Linked DNA regions of Homo sapiens: region 1 is linked to region 2. A link is a contact called in ENCODE Hi-C or POLR2A ChIA-PET data. All regions are on one chromosome and are shown on one strand. Each heading gives the region's core, a stretch centred on a gene start or an enhancer-like site at or near the end of the contact. The rest is flanking DNA. Distances are from core to core; before and after follow the strand shown. Region 1 holds the start of FDXR (ferredoxin reductase). Region 2 holds the start of ABCA5 (ATP binding cassette subfamily A member 5).

Region 1 (5,296 bases), core at 2,142-4,641, 5.5 Mb after region 2:
TTCAGACTGCAATTGGGACATCTCTCCCTCCAGACTGGGCATGGACCCCCTCCCCGCACCCCAGTCTCTGTGCTTATAGCCGTCAGAGCCCTAAAATACCTTGTAAATTATCCACCTGTCCCCTCCACATTCGAATGTCAGGTCCTCGAGCACAGGGACCACGTCTGTCCTGTTCACCCCCATGTTCCCAGTAAAGCCTGCGCCCAGAACATGTTACGTCCAGTAAATGATTACTGAATGGATTAACATGGATGGCCTCACATGGAGCTGCCTTCGCTCAGATCCCAGTGCCATCCCTGCTCCACGGTGGAAGCTTGGACAACCTCACTTGGCCCTAGCATCCTTACCTGTGAAGCAAGAGGCACGACACCTGCTTTGCAGGTTGTCATGAGGATGCTACGAGATGCTGTGCTCAGTGCCTGACTCAAGCTAAGGGCCACTGTCCCAAACGTGCTGCATGTGGTCCTGTCTTAGGAGCACAGCCAGTAGCTTGGAGCTCCCTGTGGGCAAAGATCAGCCCAAGGATCAGAACAAGGATTGTACCTGGCCTGAGCCCCTCCCCATCCCATTCCACAAGGAAAGCATGTGCACGTGTCTGCCAGCTGAATACAGTCGTGCTAAGAACACTGCCTGGCCGGGCGCGGGGGCTCACGCCTGTAATCCCAGGACTTTGGGAGGCCGAGGTGGGCAGATCACTTGAGGTCAGGAGTTCAAAACCAGCCTGATCAACATGGTGAAACCCTGTCTCAACCAAAAATACAAAAATTAGCTGCATGTGGTGGAGTGCGCCTGTAATCCCAGTTACTCAGGAGGCTGAGGCAGGAGAATCGCTTGAACTTGGGAGATGGAGGTTGAAGTGAGCTGAGACTGTGCCACTGCACTCCAGCCTGGGCGACAGAGCCAGACTCCATCTCAAAAAAAAAAAAAAAAAAAAAAGAACACTGCCTGGAAAGCTTACTCTCCTCCCTTCCAAAATGTCAGGATCAGCTAAAAAAAAACTGTCCCTTATACAAAGCCCTTCAGGGCCTCTCCAGCCCCCATGTGCTCCCTGATCTCCATCCCAGAGCCCAGGCTGTCCTCCCTCCCACATGGCAGCGTGCCCAAGGCCTTGCATTCCAGGATGACTCCCCACATGTGGGAGGCCCTCACCAAAGCCCTTGGTCTGCTTCAAGGCAGCTCAAATGCACTGTCTCTCTTTTTTTTTTTTTTTTTTTTTTTGAGACAGGGTCTCACTCTGTCGCCCAGGCTGGAGTACAGTGATTTGATCTTGGCTCAGTGCTACCTCCACCTCCTGGGTTCAAGCGATCCTCCCGACTCAGCCTCCCAAGTACCTGGGACTACAGACCTGTGCCACCACACGTGGCTGATTTTTCTATTTTTAGTAGAGATGGGGTTTCACCACGTTGGCCAGGCTGGTCTCAAACTCCTGACTTCAAGTGATCCACCTGCCTTGGCCTCCCAAAGTGCTGGGATTACAGACATGAGCCACCTGGGCTTCCGGCCCAGGAAACAGTTTCTGATTGACCCCACCTGCCTCGGCTCACGCTGCCCACATTATTGTAATTAGCTCTTTCACCCGTGTTGCCTGGGAAGCATGCACGGGTCACTTTTCAGCAGAGTGATCAACTCATCCCAGTTTCCCAAGAACTTCCAGCTTAGCGCTGAAGCCCCTTGTCCTGGGCAGTCCAGGCCAGTTGGTCACCCTACATTTCAAGCATCTGTGTGTGTGTGTATAATTAAGATATTCATCCTTTCTCTTGTCTCTCCACGGACACTCCAAGCCTCTCCAAAGCTAGGCAACTGTCTCACGTCTCAGTTAACCTGGGTATCCCCTCTCTACTCTGTCCCAAAGTCTGATGTGGAGTCTCAAGTAGAACCTGTAGCCTTGGCTTGGGGCCCTTCCTGCCGAGGCAGACACTGAAAGCCTTGAGATCCTGGCCTTCACAGGGGAAGGGGGAGGGGCAGAGGGCAGGCTGAAAGAACAGAATGGCACGGAGGACTGGAGCTATGGGTGAGGAGGGCATGGCAAGGCAGGTAAAGTTACAGAAAGCGGAGGAGGTGGGTAGCCTCGAGATGTAGGATGTTTGGGATAGAGTGAAGATAGACGAGAGAGGAGGGAAGATGAAGGAGGACAAAGTCATTTTGCAGGTCTACATAAGCCCCCTGGAGTGCTTGGCCAGGGAGGCAAAGCTGACCACCTGCCACTGACCACTCACCACCAATGTGCGTTTTACACCCCTGTCACACTGAGGACGGGAGGGGAGGGGAGCCTCAGGTGTAGGTGAGGAAGCAAGTGGGAAGTGTCCAGGCCAGATGGCTGGGAGCCCCTTCCCCATAAGGCAACCAGGAGTGCTCTTAAAACCCAAAGCGGGTGAGGCTTGCCCTTAGGACTGGAGCAGCAGGTGAATGATGGACTATGAGTAAGTGGCTTACCTTTAGCAGGTGTTGGGCCGTGTAGAAGCCAGCTGGGCCACTGCCCACCACACAGATCTGGGGGGTCTTCTCCTGTGTGGAGAAATGGTGGCAGAAGCCTGGGGCCAGGCAGAGGAGAGGGAAAAGGTCAAAATTAACTTCTCTCCCCAGTCCCAAACCAACCTGAATATCCAACAGAAGCTGGAACTTCCCAAGCTTCACCCTCACCTGCATCCTCCTTCTCTTGTTCCTCAAGGCTTTGGCATTTGCAGGGTCTCTTACTTCATCTGAACCCCCAAAGGCTGTGGGTTCATCCAGAGCCCACATCTCACCCATGAACCTACTACACCACTGCCAATGGCCTGCCCAACAACACTTCATTCCCTATCCAATCGGCTAGAATCCCACATCCTTCCAACGGCCTCCATATCATCCCAATCTCGCCCCCGTGGGTCTCCCCACGGTGTCCCTCCTCTAACCCCTCTCTCTCTCCACAAAACGCTATATTGCCCATATAGACCCGTCTTATTCCTACAGATCCCTGTTTCGACTCAGACTTTCCTCTCGCCCCACAGACCTCCGTATCATCCTCCATTCACCCCGTCTCACACCTGTAGATCTCAAAGTCTCTCCTTTTCACCTTTGTTGACCTCCGTCTCTAACCCTAGAAGCCTCACATCTCACGCACAGATCTCCGCCCACCCCCGTACACCACCGGGATCTCGCCAGCAGGAAGACACCCCTTCAGTCTCACCCTTCTCCAGCCCTGCCCCAGCTCTGCTCCGACCCCTACTCAGCGCTCGCAGGCCTCCCCGCGCTCCCATCCAGCCCCAAAGGCGCCCTGCTCCTACTCGGGGTGCTCCCGGCGGGAGGCAGCCGGGTCCGAGGCCACGCCGACCAGCCCCACCAGCGCCAGCAGCGCGAAGCCATGGCTGGGAGCAGCAACCTGCAAGTGGATCTGTTCCTAGCTACTGCTCCGCAGGGCAAGCCCGCTCCTGCCCGGGCCCGCCCACAAGCGAGGCCCCGCCCCAAACCCCGCCCCCTGCGCTCCGGGAAAGCGGAGCCTTGCGGCTCCACCCCGACTCCCGAGAGAATCCCGCCCCCAAAAGAGAGACCCGCCCTTAACTACGCCCCACCGTCGAAGCCCCGCCCCTCGGAGCATCCGGGGTATACGCGATTTAATACATTTCTCCCCAGGCCTCACCTTCCCTCCAAATCCCGGAAGCCTAGGGTTGGAAGAGAGCGAATCCCCATCGCTGTTTCAGTCCCTCCCCAAGGAAACAGCCACTAAGAAAGGAGCTTATTTTACTTAGCCGCGCCCCTCTCGGGAGGCTCTCGTCGCTCACTGATGACGCAGACGCCCTTGCCATTTGATTGCGAATCCTCCCACGTGACTTCGTCCTAGCCAATCACGAGTCCGGCTCCAAGCGAGCCTTCCCGCCGTTGGGAAATAACCAGAGTGCGGAAGTCTGGGGCGAGGGAGCTCCTTCCCGGAGCCCAGCAGCCTCCTTCTTCGACCCCGGGTGTTGTGCCGATGTAACCCCTCAAATCCCCGTCTTTGCCGGGCCAGGGAGAATATTAAACCCTGGAAAGCTCGTCCCACCTCACCTCCTTTCCCATTACATAGGTGAAGAAAAGCGGGGCGGGGCAGTGGCTTACGTATGGTACTAAGGACAGAGCGTCCGACCCCCGTGCAGCCGAGCCGGGACCAGAGTTGAGGTACTCCCCTCGGGTTCAGAATTTAAGGGGGCTCCAAAACACTCAGTAATCAAGATAAATATAATACTGCAACGTTTTAAAAGGTCAAAAGTAATGCAAAAAGTCTATGATCAAAATGTTTTTAAAAATAAGGACAGGATCCGTAGTCACAGCTGACCCAATAAGCCTAACCCCTCTTCCTTTTCCCCATGGGCCCTCTTGTCAAATATTACTTCCTTGGAGAAGCCTTTTCTCTGACCCGTCCCCTCCCAAGTTCCAAGGAGTTAAAGGCCTCTCATTCCACAGCATCTGACCTTATCCCATCATGACTTACTACACTGGTTGTCGTTTTTAATGAGATTTTAAATTCAATAATAACATACAGAAAAGTGCACAAATCATGAGTGTACAACTTGACAATATATCACAAGGTGTAACCATATAACCACCACCCAGATCAAGAAATAAAACATGGCCAGTATCCCAGGAGTCCTCTGTGCCCTTACTGGTCACTTCCCCTCCCTCCCACTGGTAAGTAAATGCTGTCTGCTTTCTAATAGGTCACTGTGTTTTATGCCTGTCCCACTAGACCAGGAGTAGGCAAACTATAGCTTGCAGGCCAAATACTGTCCACCAGCATGTTTTGGATGACCAACAAGAATGGCTTTTACTGTTTTTGTTTTTTTGGAGGTTTTGGGGTTTTTGTTTTTGGTTTTGATTTTGTTTTTTGAGACAGGGTCCTGCTCTGTCACCCAGGCTGGAGTGCAGTGGTGCTCACTGCAACCTCTGCTTCCTGGCTTGGCTCAAGCGAGCCTCAGGCCTCAGCCTCCGGAGTAGCTGGGACCACAGGTGCCTGCCACCACGCCTGGTTCATTTTTGCATTTTTTGTGGAGATGGGGTTTTGCCATGTCACCCAGGCTGGTCTCGAACTCCTGAACTCAAAGCGATCCTCCCACCTCGGCCTTCCAAAGTGCCAGGATTACAGGAGTGAGCCACCACACCCAGCTTGTTTTTATATTTTTAATGGTAAAAAACAACATTTTGTGACACGTAAAAATTACATGAAATTCAGACTTCAGTTTGAATAAAACTTTATTGGAAGACATCCATGCTTACTTCTTTACATATTGTCTATGGCTATATTTGTGCTTTGATGGCACAATTGAGTAGTTGTAACAGAGATCAT
Region 2 (5,643 bases), core at 2,409-4,908:
TTATGCTCAAATAAACTCAATTTTTAATCATATTGCCTAAATGTCATTATTAACATTGACATGGAGCTGATTATCACTCCTTTGTTTTACCTCTATACCCAGTAAACATAACTGTAACTGCAGTAACTATACCCTGTCACCATTATTTATTTATATATTTTCATCTTGAACTTGACCATGAGATCCTTGATGAAAAAAACAACAGTCTTATTTATCTTTGTTTCTCCACCACCAATGGAAATATTAAACCCAGTATCATCTTACCACAGATTCCTTTATCAAGGCTTCCTGAGAGTCCTTAAAGATCAAGGATGTGCAAACTATGATGAAAGAGGTGGGGGCTAAATCCAACCCTCAGTCTGTTTGGCACAGCCCATGAGGAACACTGCTTCTGCATTTTTAAAAGGTTGAAAAATAATAATAATATCTTGTGACATGCAAAAATTATATGAAATTCAAATTTCAGTGTCTATAAATACAGTGTTATTGGAACACAGCCATGCTCATTCATTTATGTATTATCTATGACTGCTTTTGTGCTACAACAGTAAAGTTATTGAGACAGAGACCATACTGTCTGCAAACCTAAAATATTTACTATCTGGCACTTTACAAAAAACGTTGGTCAACTCCTGTAAAAAGGAAGAAGAGGGGAAGTGAGAAAAGTGGCATATTCACTTAACATTTACTGAAGGATTTATGCATCCAACATTATGAGGCAAAAAAAATAAAGTTAGACACTGTCACTAACTTTGCAGAGAGATAAAATTTAATATAATGTGATAAGAGAGAAAGAGCCTGGAAAGGAGTGGAATGGAATTTCCAGGCAGAAAGAAAAGAATGGTAAAGCTAGACTCCCAAACAAAAGGGCTTGACTTTTGTGAAGAACAGGGATACCTGCCATATGGCAGAGGCATAAGGCAAAGTGAACCGGAGCAAGGGGTGCAGATGTATGTTCTAGATAACACGGTAAAGGCAGGCATTGGGAATGGATTATGAAGTTTCTGGTATCCAAAATTAGACACCCTAATTTGTGCACTCATATCTTTCCTCTACTGTACTTTTCACAACTGTGAGTCATGTTTAATTTCCTAGCAATCACATATTCCACTAGTCCATCACTTTCCCAATCCCCAAATCTCCAAAGCTTCCATCTGTAGGATCACCCTCAGATTATGACCTTGAATCCTACTTTACTGAGAAAACTGAAGCAATTAAAAGAGATTTCCAAAATCCACCACAAAGTAATGTTATACATTTCAACAATGTGCCATTTCAGCCTAAACTGAAGACTGATTTCATTACAACTCTGAAACACAAGAAATTAAATGCAATCTGGTATTAGCTACACTTTTAAACTAAGATATTTTTGGAATGAGAAATTAGGAACATATCTGGCACATGAAACAAACTCCTGCCTAGCTACATCATTTGCTTCTCAATCAATGAAATAAAAGCACTACAAAATATGCCTTTTAGCTTAAAAAGGGATAAATTATAAATGCTCTCATCTTCTTTATTGCTTTAAAATTTACTGTAAGGTGGTGCAATAATAAAACAAAATGCAGTCAGGTGCAGTGGCTCACGTGGCAATCCCAGTGGGAGGAAGGCTTGAGCCCAAGAGTTCAAGATCAACCTGGGCAACATAGAGAGACACTGTCTCTACCAAAAAAAAAAAAAAAAAAATAGCCAGGCGTAGGGGCACACAACTGTGGTCCCAGCTACTTGGGAGGCTGAGGTGGGAGGATCACTTGAGCCTGCGAAGTCAAGGCTGCAGTGAGCCAAGATCCTGCCACTGCACTTCATCCTGGGTGACAGAATGAGACCCTGTCTCAAAAAAAAAAAAATGCTAGTTGTCAATATAATTTAACCTAAATTTTATCACAGTGTTTCTTGCTGAGGGAGAAAATAACAATGCAATGGTACACAGAGGACAAGTCATCCAATAAATTTTCTTATGCATAATAGGTCCTTAAAAGCTTGCCCTTAAAACTATTTTTAATCCAACTAATTTACATACTAGAAAAGTTATGACTTAGTACAATATCATAAAATTCTTTTATGCAATCACCCTCTCAACTAAACTCAAGGACAGAGATTATAAATTGTATTCATATCGGTACTCTTGGCACATAGTATGGTATCTGGAATGTAAAAGACATGCAACAAACCAGCCTGGGCAATATAGCAAGACTTCGTCTCTGAAAAACAAATAAAAAATTACCTGGGCGCAGTGACACACGCCTGTAGCCCCAGCTATTCAGCAGGGTCCCTAGAGTCCAGACGTTCAAGGCTGCAGTGAACTTTGATCGCACCACTGCACTCTAGCCCGAGACGCTGTCTCTTTAAAAATAAAAGACATGCAATACACATGGAATGTACTAATAAATTTGCTCTTATAGTGAATGTAAGATTTCCCTACACTAAATCTGTTTGAAAGGAAATATACTCAAACAGCACATATGCAAAGATTAACGCCTCTTTAGTTTGATTTTAACACAAATACCCACAAAGCCCTAACTGCCCTAATAATGTTCCCTACTATGGAGTCTTCCCTAAAACACATACAATATTGCTCTCCCGGCAAACACAAAATATACTAAATAAAGCACCAGAATTAGGGTCTGGCAGCCCGGGTTGGAATCTCAACTCCATCCTTTTACTAGCTGAGACCTTAATAAGTTACTTAACCTCTTTGAGGCCCATTCTCCACACCTGCCCAACTGGAATAACCCCCTCCAATCCTACAGGGTTGCTGTCAGAATGAAAAGAGCTAATACCGAGCCTGGCTTAAAGCTGTAGTCCAGCAAATACTCCTCTTCCCTTAGATTCCTTCAGAACGCCCTTGTAGAAAGTAAACGTGGTTATTATCTTCATTATTTTCGGACTTATTTATTTAAAACGTAAATCGAAGCCTGAGGAGCCCAGGGGAAAACCTCCTTCAGCTTAATAGCTCCAGCCTGCCCAGCTTTCCGATCCAATTAAGTATTTCCATGCCTGGAGCTCCTATTCGTGTTTTAGGATCAGGGAATTTCCCTCCCAAACTGTGTCATGAGATCTGCGCATTTTCTTCTCACTGAAACTCCTTTTAACACGCAAGGTAATGATCCGCGCGTAACCTCGCAGGGAAGAGCAAGCGCTCATTACCCAGCTGTTCAGACGGAAATTTACATCAATATTTGTTTTCCTTCTTTCCCTGAGGTTGCTGAGGGTGGAACGACAGCGTCCAGGCAAAGGCAGTGTCCCGAAGTCCCACGGCCGGACCCGGTCCCAGGGGAGCCTCGCGGAGCCCCCGCCGCAGGGCCCCGACCCCCTCACGTCCGCATCCTGGGCGCTCCCACCGCATCCCCGAGGCTGGCAACCCGCGCTTCCCGGGAGCTGAGGGAGGTCTGTTTCCCTCAGCTCGCCGCCTCTGCCCGCTTCCGAGCCCGCTTCACCCCACACCTCAGACGCCGAACTCCCCTTCTCTCCCCGCCGTCCCTCGCTGGCCAGCCCCTCCTCGTCCCCTCAACTCCCCCAGGGACGGCTGTCCCAGGCTAGCCTCAAGCGCCGCCGCCGCCCGCGACGCCCGCCTCACCTCAGGGCCCGAGCCGCAGAGCTGTCAGGCCTGGACGCGCTCAGTCTGTTGACTCAGTGCGGGTGACCCAGCTGGGATCTGTGCGAGGGCGCGGCCGCGCGCACCCGCGCGCTCCTGGCGCAGGCAGAGCTGGCGGCGCCGAAGTCGCGCCCCGCCTCCTGCAGAGCGCACCTGAGGGCGGGGCTCCTAGAAAGCGCCGCTCCGCGTACGGGCGCGCTTCAGACGCTCGGCCCCGCGCGTCCCGGCGCACGCAGGCAAGCAGCGCGCCCGGAAGAGGAGAGCGGCTGAGGGTGGGGCGAGCGGTGGCGCGCCGCTGCCCAGGGCCCCTGAGCCACTAGAGTCGGGCCTCGTGGCTCTTCCCCAGGGCCTCCCACGCCTGGGTTCTGCGGGGATCTCGCCACGCTCTTTCTGGAGGCACGGGCAAAAACCACGGCCTCGTGTCTCAGTGGTAAACCTGCCGCCTCTTAGCGGGTGACCTTGGCCCACGGCCCTCTCCTCATCTGCCTCGCCCAGTCACGTCTCCTCTTAAGCATCCTTGCCGTCTGTCTCCTGGCATTTGGATGGGCCTCTCTGAACGCGTTTTGAGTCCTCTGCAGCCCCGCTTCCTCCCGCCGCGGCATCTGGAGTGCTGTGGCCCCGTTTCCGTAACTCTTGCCTCCCCTCCCCAGCCTCCTCATTGGCCCTCACACCCCGACCTGGGAGGTCCTCCCACTGAGGGTGCTTGTAGTTCGCGGAGTGTCCTCATCAAAGACTGGGAATGCGGCAGATGCTGAATTTTCCAAACGGCCTGAGACACATGACATCTGTGAGAGACTGGATACTGCACTTACTTTGCTAAAAATATAATCTAGTGTTTTGAGCTTCATTACTCAAAGTGACCTAAATGGGGTCAAAAGTTATTAACACTAACATTACGTATTTTCCTCTCCACATTTCTGTATAGTCACATTCCCTTGCACAAAGACTTTTTTTTTATTCTGTCAATCCTGTGTACATCATGTTTTTTTTTTTTACTTGTCTTTGTGTTATCTGCTTCTCGAATTTAAACCAGGTCTCCCCAACATGCACTCTGCTTTCTAAATTCTTAGGGGAAAAACAAACAAACAAGGAATCAAGTTTTACTTATGGAATATGAATTAAATAGAAAATTCAAAGAGGTTCGTCAGAATCCTTGATGATTAAAACAGCGGTCCCCAACCTTTTGGGCACCAGGGACCAGTTTCATGGAAGACAGTTTTTTCTGGGGGAGGGAGGATGGTTTGGGGATGATTCAAGCACATTATATTTACTGTGCACTTTATTTCTACTGTTACTACACTGTAATATGTAATGAAATAATTATACAACTCACCATAATGTAGAATCAGTGGGAGCCATGAGCTTGTTTTCTTGCAACTAGACAGTCTCATCTGGGGGTGATGGGAGACAGTGACAGATCATCAGGCATTAGATTCTCATAAGGAGCACGCAACCTAAATCCCTCACATGCGCAGTTCACAATAGGGTTCTCGCTCCTATCACAATCTAATGCCACTGCTGATCTGACAGGAAACGGAGTTCAGGCCCTAATGCCAGCCATGGGGGGCCCCTGTAAATACAGATAAAGCTGCACTCACTTGCCCTCCGCTCACCTCCTGCTGTGCTGCTTGGTTCCTCGCAGGCCACAGATCCCGGTAGCAGTCTCTGGCCTGGGGATTGGGGACCCCTGGATTAAAAGATCTAGCAATGGGGATGGGGGAAAGGGAGATAAGTATATTCAAAAAACTACACCAGGAAACTAAAGAAGGCATGTAATGAAAACTATCCCTGATATATTCTGTCTCTTTTGGAAACATCTAGAACATTTTAGTTACAAATTCTCAATGGCCTAGGATTTGGGGCCAAGTAAAGAAATATACATGAAAGATAAACTTGGTTAACATGTTACTGAACCATACTTTCACCCCAACACTTCTCACTAGTAGCCTTAACCTGCCTTAACTTCAGAAGTCTACTCATTTCTACTACTATTCTAGGCATTTATTTCTTACATTTCTTATCCTTGTAATGTTCTCTGTCATTCATTC

Evidence for each region. A loop is a pair of places that touch in the nucleus more often than their neighbours do. ChIA-PET counts read pairs that join two places held with the same protein, here RNA polymerase II (POLR2A). Pooled maps may share reads with other maps.
Region 1: a loop to region 2 is called in a pooled map, with 6 times the contacts of the local background. The contact joins the promoter of FDXR here to the promoter of ABCA5 in region 2. A Hi-C loop is called at or near these places in 1 of 50 pooled maps. POLR2A ChIA-PET finds 5 or more read pairs at or near these places in 2 of 52 experiments (GM12878 and PC-3).

The regions. Positions count from the first base shown.
Region 1 is chr17:74,869,603-74,874,898 of GRCh38, forward strand. It overlaps FDXR (ferredoxin reductase), which reads right to left and starts at 3,392. Exons shown (of 12, transcript NM_024417.5): 1 at 3,264-3,392; 2 at 2,434-2,531. The coding sequence starts at 3,342. It also overlaps a transcript of FADS6 not described here. RefSeq lists enhancers at 2,744-3,644, 3,442-3,736, 3,692-3,921, 4,542-5,296 and silencers at 3,132-3,261, 3,302-3,531.
Region 2 is chr17:69,323,475-69,329,117 of GRCh38, forward strand. ABCA5 (ATP binding cassette subfamily A member 5) reads right to left here and starts at 3,659. Exons shown (of 39, transcript NM_172232.4): 1 at 3,578-3,659. RefSeq lists silencers at 3,346-3,435, 3,566-3,945 and an enhancer at 4,026-4,165.